Linked DNA regions of Mus musculus: all the other regions are linked to region 1. A link is a contact called in ENCODE POLR2A ChIA-PET data. All regions are on one chromosome and are shown on one strand. Each heading gives the region's core, a stretch centred on a gene start or an enhancer-like site at or near the end of the contact. The rest is flanking DNA. Distances are from core to core; before and after follow the strand shown. Region 1 holds the start of Vav2 (vav 2 oncogene). Region 2 has its middle 10 kb from the start of Wdr5. Region 3 overlaps Vav2 (vav 2 oncogene).

Region 1 (3,577 bases), core at 488-2,987:
AAGGGCTAGAGATGGGGCCTCATGCTTGTCAAACAGTGTTCTTTTAAAGAGCCCTAGGCCTAAAGATTTTATCTTTAGAGAGCTGAGTACCACAAAGGGCTTGTTTTGTGCTGTCACAGAGTGACAGGGTTGCATCTAGATTTGGTTCGGTCCTTGCTGGCTGTGGAGGGCAGACTGAAAGGCAAGGTAGAAGCGGGCTGCTGAGGAACCCAAGGGGAGGAACATAGACCTTGGTGGTGGCAGAGCTGGCAGTGCTCAGAATCTGAAACTTGCTGGCAAATTAGAAGTGGGGAGTTAACATCAGAGTCCATAAAAGAATACGCTGTAGCTGACCAGCTCATGACTGGGAAGACAGAGATGTTTAGTTCCGTTATGATGTAGAACTGCCTCTGGACGAGGCCTGGCTCTCCATAGCCATGCTTGCCCCTATCCCGTAAGAGCTCCCAGGAGACCTGCTACCCCTTTCCAGGGGCATTCTTCTCTGAAGCCTCGTGCATGGTTAGTTGGTGGCCCACTTCCCACATCCCAGACATGTGGCTGGGGTTGACAGTTCCTACCTCAGGGTTTCGTCTGCTCAGTTCACTGCAGAGCTCTGGTATTCAGCACAAGTGGCTTTCAGTGGTGCTCATGACCAAAGTGGGGAGGTACACTTCTCTTGGACACTTCCAGAGGGCAATCCTGGTGAACAGTTCTGGGCTGAGAGAATGGGTGAGGAGAAAGATCCCCTTTACCAGTCCTCCGCATGTTTGTTTTGAGCTCGTGAACTCTGACCTACACATGCACAACAGACACCTGGAATACTTCCCACCCAGCTTTTCTTCATTCATCCTTTCTATTATTTCCGAGATGAGTGATGTCCCCACTAGCCAGATAAGGAATTGGGTACCAGAGAGTTCTGCTGGTGCCAGGAGGCCTGGATCTTCTGACTTGGAGGACTGACATGCTAACTCCACTATATGCTCTGCACTACAGCCCCTCAAAGACAGACAGACCCCTCTTTTGTAGCATCTAGGCTGTCAGCTGATGCCATTGCCCTCAAGACCACCAGGGGGCAGCAGACGAACGCTTGATTGGATGGCAAAATTCGTTTGTCCTAGACCTGGTCTTAGCTTCTGATGAGGCAGGAAGGCTGGAGTGCTGGGAGCACAGAGGCCTCTTTTCTGTGAGAGAGCTCCCTGGGTACACACGCCAAGGCATGAATGCAGCAGCATTTAGCAGGGTGCTTTGCTTTCAGCTTTGCAATCTCCTTTCTTTCCTTCTTTCTTTTTCCTCCCTTTGGTGCAGGGTGTTGAATGACTCTTAGGGAGATGCTGGAGGGTCTGCCTGTAGCCCTGTGCTTTGGACGATTTAACCCCCAGTCCGCAGGAGGTCCTTCCCCTGAAGCTATTCAGAGGTGAAGTAGAGGGGCTGAAGGCTCTACCTGGCTTCTCTGCCGGATCTCTAGGATTAGGGTTCATGCTTCCTCCTTAGGTGGGGCAGGTGATGGGACTTCCTGCAGAGAGAGGCCTTTCTGGGAGGGACTTCCCTGGGTGCAGGGGACAGATCTGTCATCCTTCCCTGGCCCAGGTAAACTGAGAGAGGCAGGGGCTGACAGAACACCGCCCACAAAAGCTCGGCTCTTGGAAACTGGTCACTTTCCTCTCTTCTAGCTCCCTTTCATGACACCAGTCTCATAGAAGACTTGGCTTTGTGGGGTTCCCTTCTTCTTTACCAAGAACCCACAGCTCCTGATACTGTCCAGAGCAAATTAATTTTAATCACAAAAATCAGTTATTTATGCTTTTGAAGTCCCTCCCACTGTCACAATGTCCTCAGGACACAACACGGTCTATCTCTCCAGCACCTCCCACTAGACAATCAAGGGGGCTGAAAGTGAAGGATTTTTTTCCCCCTCTCTCCGTTATTGTGGAGGCGGAGTGTCTTGCGGACCCTGGCAAGGACAGAGGACTGGAAGAGGCCATAGGGGCGTAGGGTGTGTAGGCCAGCCTGGTTCGCGTTCTGGGGTCTATCTTTGCCGAAAGACCCTGCAAGGGCACCCAGCGTTACCGCGGTCATCTTCTAGTCTCTTCTGCCGTGCGGCGGCCTCATCGCACCGCAAGAAAGACCTCCAGCCTCCACGTGCACCTAGGGAAAGTCGTGGGCGGGGAGCCTGCTCAGGAGCCCCGCCTTCCTCAACTTTCGCTGGCGGCCCAGGGGCAGGAAGTGGGAGGACGGGTTGGAGGCGGTGCTTGGGTCTCCGGGGAGGTGCCGGGTGAAGGTGCCAGCTCCGCCCCCGGCCCCGCCCGGCCGTGGCCGCGCCCCCTGCACCCCCAGCGCCTAGGAGCCGCGGAGCCTCGGAGTCCCAGTGCCCCGCGAGTGGCGTAGAGCCCGCGGGCCCGGCGAACAAAGCGACGGTGGAGCGAGCAGCTCAGGCGCCGGACGCAGGGAGCGAGCGACCCGCTGCGCCTTTGTCTCGGGTGGGGCAGGAGCGGTGGCCGAAGCGGGGCGCCCGGAGCTCAGAATGCGGCGCCCAGAGGGGCGGATCGAGAAGCGCTGCGACTGCAGGAGGCGTGGAGCCCCGGCCGGAGCACGAGCGGACTTGTGTGTGTGAAAGAGGGACCCCGCACGCTGCCCCGCGAGCGCCGGTTGGCCGCACGTGGGCGGGAGCGGCGGCCGGCTAGTAGCCCGAAGAGGAGGAGGAGGAAGAGGAGGGCCGTGCGGCCGCGCAGCGGGGACCCGGGGCCGCCTGCGCGAAGCCCCGCCCCGGCGGCCGAGCCCCGCGCGGGCGGGCGGGATGCCCCGCGGTCACCGCACTTTGGCCGGAGCGCTACCCTGAGCCAGCTGGCCAGCGGCCGCAGCGGCGAGCGCACAGGCGCCGCGGGCGCCATGGAGCAGTGGCGGCAATGCGGCCGCTGGCTCATCGACTGCAAGGTCCTGCCGCCCAACCACCGCGTCGTGTGGCCCTCGGCGGTGGTCTTCGACCTGGCGCAGGCGCTGCGCGACGGCGTCCTTCTGTGCCAGCTGCTGCACAACCTCTCCCCCGGTTCCATCGACCTTAAGGACATCAACTTCCGGCCGCAGATGTCCCAGGTGAGGGTCCCGGCACTGCAGGAGGGACTCGGGTGTGCGATCTGAGGGGCGCATTGACTGGAGCGTGGGCCGCGGGAGGCCCAGGTTCTCTGGCCGGAGCTTCTGGCTCAGGGGTCAGTGCAGAGCAGGTCACATCCCGGTCTCCTCTTCCCGCTCTAGAGAGCGGCGGTCCCCGAAGGCGCGAAGTTGGCTAAAGTCCCCCAGTCTAGGGCGCGCTACCACCGCCGCGGGAACGGTTTGTGTGCGCCGGCTCCCCAGTCTACGGCTGCCTGGTGGAGGGCGACTCCAGCCTCGGTGTAACGCCCAGCACTGCAGTGTTGCGTCTAGGCCCGGGTCCCCGAGTGTCCCTTCCAACCGGGTGCGTGCCACGCTGGGGGTCACGTCCCCGGCTGCGTGCCAGACGACCGGAGCCCATGGAGGTTGAGTTGGAGCCGTTGAAGGATGAGGTGGAGTGGTGGCTACTGTTACCCGCAGCTCGGCGGAGGGGCCGGGCCGGGTGGGGTGCTAC
Region 2 (3,861 bases), core at 1,194-3,693, 77 kb before region 1:
ACATACCTAAGAGCTTGTGTGGGCTTCCATTAAAGTCATAGTTTATTGTCTTTGCAATGCTTAAATATAAAGAATTTAGGTGAGGGTCTAGGGAATTAATTATCTTCCAAGAGTAGCTAAGGACTAAAGGAGACTACGGGGTGGTTTCTTGAGGGCACCTAACAGGATTACAGTTGATAATTAAAAAAAAAAAAAAAAAAAAAGCCGGGCGTGGTGGTGCACGCCTTTAATCCTAGCACTCAGGGGTCAGAGGCAGGCAGATTTCTGAGTTTGAGGCCAGCCTGGTCTACAAAGTGAGCTCCAGGACAGCCAAGGCTATACAGAGAAACCCTGTCTAGAAAAAAACAAAAACAAAAAAAAATTAAAAATTTTAAAAAATTAAAAAAAAAAAACAAGCTACAAACAAACAAAATTCCAGATCAGGAGCTAAGAGACGGCTCAAAGGTTAAGTGCATATACCACTTTTGTAGACCCAAGCTGGCACCCTTCCATATCAGGGCTCATAACTGTACGTCCAGCTTCGGGGTATCCAGTGCTTCTAGCTTCAGCAGGCACCTTCATTCTTTTCCCTGGCACAAAGAGGCACACATACACATGATTAAAATAATAAAACTGTATCTTTACAGTACACATCTTTAATCCCAGCACTCTGGAATCATAAGCAGATTGATAGCTATGAGTTTGAGGTCAGTTTGGTATACATAGTGAATTCTTGGCCAGCCAAAGCTATTCAGTGAGTCCCTGTCTCCAAAGTACATAAACAAACAAACAAATAAGCCAAGTGTGTACTTAGGAGACAGGGGAAGGCAAATTGGATCTCTGGGTTTGAGGCCAGCCTGGTTTACAGGATAAGTTCCAGAATAGTCAGAGCTACACAGAGAAACCCTGAGTCAACACCCCCCTAAAACAATAATTTAAAATATATTTTTAAAAATCATGCCGGGCAGTGGTGGCACACGCCTTTAATCCCAGCACTTGGGAGGCAGAGGCAGGGGAATTTCTGAGTTTTAGGCCAGCCTGGTCTACAGAGTGAGTTCCAGGTCAGCCAGGGCTACACAGAGAAACCCTGTCTCAAAACAAACAAACAAAAAGATCCATCTGCTCACCACCCAGGTAGCTGCTGAGGGAAGATAACAGCACTCAACCAACAACTGGAATGTCCGCTGGGTTGAAGCTCTAAACTATACTGTTTCCAGCAAACTGCAGGCCAAAGTTGCTGGATTGGGACTCTCCTTACCTCCAGGTGGTGCTGGGAGCCCAGCCACAGCACCGGATGTGTCTCAAGACCATCTGGCCCTAAGATCAGCCGGGGCCGGGTCTTAGAGGAAGAATCTCAGGAATGTGGCCCTGCTTCCAAAGTCAGGCCGCACCTAGCTCTGTCTCAGTGGCTCCTCCCACCTGGGCTCAGGTTGAGCTTCCTAGACGAGAAAGGACTTGACAAAGAAAGGCAGATGTGACAGCCCTGAGAAGCTCAGAGGCCCTGAGGCCCAGGGAATAGTTTTCTTTTCCTTTTTTAAAACAGGGTTTCTCTGTGCAGCTTTGGGTGTCCTGGAACGCGCTCTGTAGACCAGGTTGGCTTCCGACTCAGAGATCCTCCTGTCCCCCAAATGCTAAGATTAAAGGCTGCGCCACCGCCACCACCACTGGAATATTTTTACTATTAATATTAATTATCTTTATTACTATTGTTCTGTTTTGCTTGAGACAGGGTCTCACTTGGGACTAACTAACCCAGAACTGCATAGACCAGGCTGGCCTTGGAGTAACAGAGATCTTCCTGACGCTGCCTTCATAGTGCTAAGATTAAAGGCATGGACCACCTTATTTGGGAGGGAGGGGTTGGGGTTGGGGGCAGGGTCTCTCCCTGAACCTGATGCTCACAGCATTGCTAAGACTGGATAGCCAGCCAGCTCCTGGGATATCCGTCTCCACCTGCCCAGTGCCGGGGTTGCACATGGATGTCACAGTGCCTGGCTTTTTATGGACATTTGGGCATACAAGCTCAAGCCAGCACCTGCCGGTACTTCACTCCCCAGAACACCATCTTTCGTGAAATAGGAATTTGGCATCCTGTGTTCTGCCTAGGCGTACCCGTTCTGTCAATCATGTCAGGGTATGTTCCTTTCTGAGCACCGACTGTTTACTGTTTTATTTTGCTGAGCCCCCTACTTCCACTCATAGGAGAACTTTAATCTCATCCAGCCTTTTGCTGTGTACAGATGATAAAAATGGGACTCAGAGAAAGTGTCAGCAATGGCACACGAAGGCCTGACCCTGCTCTTCCTGCCTCCTTAGCCTCACTGGCTCTGGTGGGGTAGGAGTCAGATGTCATTCTCTTACTACAGTTCCCACAGCAGTGACTGTCTCAGGCTGCCTGTTACCCAAGAGTTTCCTCTCCAGCCCCCCTTCCTCTCCTGGGGCTGCCTCTTGAGCACGCTTGAACTGCAGTGTTCCACTCTTTTGGGATTATGTGGTGATAGGGTTTGCCCTGCCAATCAGAGGCATATTGCGAGGGGATGGATGAACTGTGTTTGTTGCATGTACTGCGTCCCCCAACCCCCTCTACGCACAGTAAGAAACTGGAGAACTGAAGCAAAGACTATAGATCAGGTTGTGGCTATAGTGCTTGCCTTCCTGGGTTTCCCACAGGCTCGCAGAGAATCCCCAGGGAGGAACAAGCAGCCTAAAATAGAAACACTGACACAGGAAGTGCAAAGGGCCAGAGGCTCAGACCAGTGCTGGACTCTGGAGCCTAGTGCTGTAAGCACTGTATCCTCTCTCCATCCTCGAGGTTACCACACACACACAAGCTTAGGATGGAGCAAATATGGGAATGTGAGTGGCTCAGTCTGTGTCTCACTGGTAGCTGAGGCCAGGCTGGCCTTGAGAGCAGCACCAGAAGCAAAACAGGCCCCCTTCCAACACCTAGACCGGCAGCCAGAGCCTCATTGGCAGTGGAACACATCTGCTGTAGAAATAGTTCATCTCAATCCAGGGCTTCTAACCCCCCTTTGACCATTCAGTTCCTGGATAAATGACACAGGACCTTTCTATTTATAATAAGCCTAGTCGGCACTAGAGCCAGGCAGAAATCTACCCTCTATGCTATCATCATCTATTTCCCCATCTATAACCCCAAGCTATACTTTGTCTTGTTCCATCTGGGCAGCTCTTAACTCCAACTGGCCATGATCTCATGATTTACCCACCCCATGGTGGCTTCCTCCTTTCTCCACCTTCTACTCCCTCCCTCATGGCTCTCATCTGACTCCAAGTCAGGCCCTGCCTATTTCAGTTCTGCCCAGATATAAGCTGTAGGCATTTTATCCACCAATCAGGGATAAGTTAGGAGGTAAGGTCACTTGGATCTACACACAGATTTTTCTCCTCCTTGGGGGCAACCAGGCCTTGGGGGCCAGTTTTAACATGACAATTTATAGCAAAACACCAAACCTCAACACACAACTCCTTGGTGGAGGACAAGAAAGTCAGCCCAAAATTAGGGCAATGGAGATGTGGTACCTTAGGTAGCAAGGTATTGTGCCTGAGTTTAACTGTTGAGGACCAGTGTATAGGGACGGTTTCATTATTCAGTTAGTAGAAACTCTGTTGCTGAAAGACCCCCGTGGGGAGTCCCTCTGGATAAATGACACAGGACCTCTGGGAGGTGCGCACCCAGTAGGACACTGAGACCGAACTCGCTGTAACTACACGAGGCTTTAATGGCACACAAACACACAAACAACAAAGGAGCACTCAAGCCAGCATGCTGGGGTCGAAACTCATGCACTGCACAGGGGGCAGGGGAGTTCGACCCTGGCCCAAACTTTTTACAGGCTTATAAAGGCAAAAACTACAAAC
Region 3 (4,113 bases), core at 1,115-3,614, 100 kb after region 1:
GTTTATCTGATCACATCAGAATCCCAAGGGACAGGTCCTTTGGCCTAGGCAGCTTGCCAAGGCCAAGGCCACTGGGCTGACCCTTCATTTCCCAGCAGCAAGTTGGCAGGATGTTGGGGGATGGAGGAGAGCCTCCAGCTGCTGTGTCACTCCATTCCCCTTGGCAGCTCAGAGAGGGGAAGGGTCTTGCCTGAGGTCACATGGGGACTTGGTGGTACAGAACTCCTTACAGTATCCCACCCCCAGGTCCCCTAAGCAGGTCCTGTCCATATGGCCAGCTTTGCTGTGATTGTGAAGGAAGCCAGCTGTGTAGACAGTTGTGGGGACTGTGACAGATTCAAGACCTGTGGATTCATTCTGCCTTCTGACTCTGGCAGGCACTGATATGAACTGGGCAAAGCTGCTCCACTCATGTGGAGTGCCTACAGCTCTGTGTCTTGGCTCATGTGATTCATGGGGTCGTTCTAGAAACCAGAGCATGAGAAAGGAACAGGCCCCACCAGGACAAGGGTCATGGCAGGAAGGCTGTGGAGAGGCGGAAGGGAACATGCTCTTTTTCAAAAGCTGCTGCATGCTTCATGACCAGGGTGCCCATAAAGCTTGGGGCAGTCTGAGGCTGAGCGAGGCCCCGTTGGGGCTTGCTTGCAGAATCTAGCTGAAGCCAAGAGTCTGGACCCTAAGGTCAAGGACCCTAGGCAGACCCAGACCTCTATCTTTGTTTCTCCCGGTGGGTGGGACTCATTGTCTCTGGTCCCTGAACTGTCACATAGCAGAATTGTCATGTCTACTGAGCGCCTAACATTGCTCAACTCACAGCAGACTTCCCAGGCCTGGGCCAGGAGGCCTTGAGGGGAGCCTTCTGGTCCTCAGCAGAACTTTGATGGTTCAAGCTTTGTCCTGGGTAGGGACCATGCCACAGTGGTGGTTGGCTCCTGGGGCCTGAGCTTGGAGGTTGGGAAAGTGCAGTTGGCCAAGCTCTGGGGACCCCTGAGGCCTGTATGGGAGGGCCTGGTCCCTGGAGGATTCGTCCTAAGTGTTCATTCAGGCAGGCTGCCCATAGGGTGTTGCCCAGGTGGGAAGTGTGTAGCATGGAGTTCTGTGCTGGTTAGTCTTAACTGTGAACTTGGTACAAACTACGGTCACCTGGGAAGAATGAGTCTATTGAGGTACTGTCTGCATCAGATTGGTTTGTGATAATGTCTGTGGGGAATCATCTTGATTGTTAATTGATGTAGGAAGATGCAGCCCTCCATGTGTGGAACCATTTCCCTGGGCCCTAAAGCATTTAAGAGTGAAGAAAGCTAGCTGGGCATAAACAGCAAACAAGCATGGTTGCCTTGTTTCCCTCTGTTCTTGACTATGGCTATGATGCTGCTTGTGTGCCCGCCAGGACTTTCCATTATCAGCCTGATCAACCCCCCCCCCCAACTTGCTTTGACTGGTATGTAGGAGGGGGCCGGGGCGCAGGAATGCCCTGTGTATCTATCTATCAGCTGGCCTCTTCCTACCAAACCTCTGCCTGCTAGAGGCTCTGAATCCAGGGTACGAGAAGCTGAGAAGCAACATTCCTGGGTTATCAGCAGAGGCTCCTCCCTAGGCTTCCCCAGACAGGGCGGGGCACAGCAGAGCCCTAACTGTTTCTGTGGGGCTCTAGATGCAGGCCACAAGGGCCCTGTGGGAGTCGGGGGTCAGTCGGAGTCTGGCCCCAGGAGGCTCTGAGTCAGCTGCACCCTACTTCCCTTATCCTCACCCCTGTTGGGCCTTGGCAGAGACCAGAGATCACTGTCAGGGCTGTGGCAGTGGCTTTGCCTTATTGTCCCTACTTCCCAAGTCTCATTAAAGTGGCAGAACCCTCTTATATGTCCAGTCTGGCTTCCATTGTGGTCCTAGCCCAACCCTATGGTAACTGAACTCCTGTATCACCAGACTCTGTCCCCAATTGGCGGAGTCCTTATGTCCCCTCTGCCCAGGAGGCCACTGGGATTATTCTACTTAGAGCAGGATCCAGGTGCCCTCACCATCACCTCCCTTGCTATTTGTGTGGAAGTGCCTGGTTTGTCCCCATTTATCAGATGAGGTCACTGAGGCTGGAAACTTAGACCCTAACTCTTGTAATTCTGATACCAACCTGGACCTCTGAAGTGAGAGCATGCCTTCTGCTGCAGCCACTCAGACTTTCCCAGGCCAAAGCTGTTCTCTTCCCCACTCTCTGTTGGTGGTATGACACTGGCCTGCTTTTTTGACCGGAGAACTAGCAGGGGTGTGGTGTGGAGCAAGGCACACTACTCACCCCACTGTCTGGACTGGGCGGGATGGCGGCTGAGGAGACCAATCACGACCCGTCTGTGGGCATGTTTTGACAGTTGGTGCTGTTTAGTAGGAGAGCTGTTTTTAATAAGACAGACACCAGGGTTTCAAGGCCTTCCCGCCAATTAGGATGTGGCTACCCAGGTGCCTGTTTGAATAATTAAGCAGCTCTCACCTCCAGGCTTTTGGTGTGCCTTTCAACTCTGCGTGGCTGCCTCCTCCCTGGCCAAGTGGTGCCAAAGGGACCTGTGGTTCAGTCGTGCCCCTGTGTGCCCGTCTCTGGGCTTTGTCACCAATGCTGGCCTCTGCGCTCACCTAGCTCACTCCCTCATGTCTGAGGAGAGCAGAATTGACCCTGAGGGTGGTTAGTGCCTTAGTGCCAGTCCCTTCTTCCTTCCTGTGATCTGAGGAAGTCTCGGGGTCCAATGTGGAGGCCTGGCCAAGGCCTGCAAGTAGTGTTGTCTACATGTGGAACTAGGGGACCAGTCTGTACCCATTCCAGCACTGGAAGTGTCACCCCTGCACGGGGGTGGGGGTGGGGAGTTGTTGCCTCTCCTTACAGGATAGATAGATACATCTAGGCACATGTGAGCTCTCTGGCTGTCTCACTTGCAGGACTCAGGGCACACAGTCTGACCTGTTCCCACCTATTGCACAGCCAGGCCATGAAGGATCAGACCACCCAATGGGTGAGGTCACACACAGGGATTTGGTGAGATGTATACAGTCTCAAGGTCTGCACATGCTCTCTGAACCAGCACTAGAAAACGGAAGCAAGATGCTGTTGTCTCAATCCAGGTCACATCCACCTGAAATGTCTACAGAGCCTGCAGAACATATTTTGGGTCCCACGTTTTTGAGATGATCTGATGAACCAAGTTGTACCAAAGCCAGATGCTAATCTGAGTACCTTCTCACATGCAGCTCTAGTACCTTCTGGGGCCACATTTGTTTCAAGGCTACATCTTTCTTCAAGTCTGTCATGGGAAGAAACAGCAGGGTGCAGGAGCACCTAGAGGCCAAGGCCTCTGTGGACTTGTGAGGGGACCTGGGTGGTCCTGCAGGCTGCTCAAGGAAAAGGCTCTCAGCAACTGGAGCTGGTGCTTACAGGGGCTCTATGGGAGCAAGGCCTGAGGCCTGAGGCCCAGCAGAGTGGGCTTGTAGGGAAGGGACCTACACCACTACATAAAGGATGCACAAAGGGGTGATGTGATTCCTGGATGAGAGCCTTTCCTGGTTTGTTTCGATGTAAACATTTGTGCTGCCCACCTTTTGCAGTGCGGCTCAGATGAGCCAGGAAACTAAGATCTCTTACTTTGAGGGGCCTAGCTCTTGGCTCCTTCCTTCAGATCTCACCATCCCCCTGGAATGAACCAGGTGGAGGCAGTGGCTTGGCTCCTGGTCAAGGTTGTTTGTAGATACCAGTTTGGAAAGCTTGCCTATCTTACAGAGGTGAGAGAGGTTGCCTTATTCTGGGGTGGAGGAGTTCTTGGGTAGGGAAGGTCCTATCCACTAGAATCAACCACAGTTATATTCCCAGGTTGTAGAAGGAGGGCAGCTGATTCTGGGGTCTTTCTCTGGCTACTTTAACAACCAAGCTGCAGATACAGGTTGTATGTCTGCACTTGGTGGAGATCACTGTTCAGAGATGGGCATAGAAGTCCTAGTGCCAAAATCACAAAGCCCCAGGTGCTCCTGGGTCTGTGACAACTGGCCAGTGGCCAGCTTGAATAAATGTCCTTGGAGGTAGAGTAGGGTAGGAGAGGAAGGAGGAGGGGCGGTTGGAGTTGTTGAAAGGGTTGGGCT

Evidence for each region. ChIA-PET counts read pairs that join two places held with the same protein, here RNA polymerase II (POLR2A).
Region 2: POLR2A ChIA-PET joins it to region 1 with 12 read pairs in Patski. The contact joins the enhancer-like site here to the promoter of Vav2 in region 1. POLR2A ChIA-PET finds 5 or more read pairs at or near these places in 4 of 5 experiments (Patski and embryonic stem cell).
Region 3: POLR2A ChIA-PET joins it to region 1 with 24 read pairs in Patski. The contact joins the enhancer-like site here to the promoter of Vav2 in region 1. POLR2A ChIA-PET finds 5 or more read pairs at or near these places in 2 of 5 experiments (Patski and embryonic stem cell).

The regions. Positions count from the first base shown.
Region 1 is chr2:27,425,768-27,429,344 of GRCm38, reverse strand. Vav2 (vav 2 oncogene) reads left to right here and starts at 1,737. Exons shown (of 28, transcript NM_009500.2): 1 at 1,737-3,069. The coding sequence starts at 2,866.
Region 2 is chr2:27,503,178-27,507,038 of GRCm38, reverse strand. It overlaps a transcript of Brd3 not described here. Among named protein-coding and RNA genes, the nearest start is that of Wdr5, 10 kb to the left of the region's middle. Within about 2 kb of position 2,443, at least 1 of the 3 ENCODE cell types and tissues checked has a DNase peak (open chromatin) inside an H3K27ac peak, as active enhancers do.
Region 3 is chr2:27,324,787-27,328,899 of GRCm38, reverse strand. All of the region lies in intron 3 of Vav2 (vav 2 oncogene), which reads left to right. Among named protein-coding and RNA genes, the nearest start is that of Sardh, 80 kb to the right of the region's middle. RefSeq lists an enhancer at 1-157. Within about 2 kb of position 2,364, at least 1 of the 3 ENCODE cell types and tissues checked has a DNase peak (open chromatin) inside an H3K27ac peak, as active enhancers do.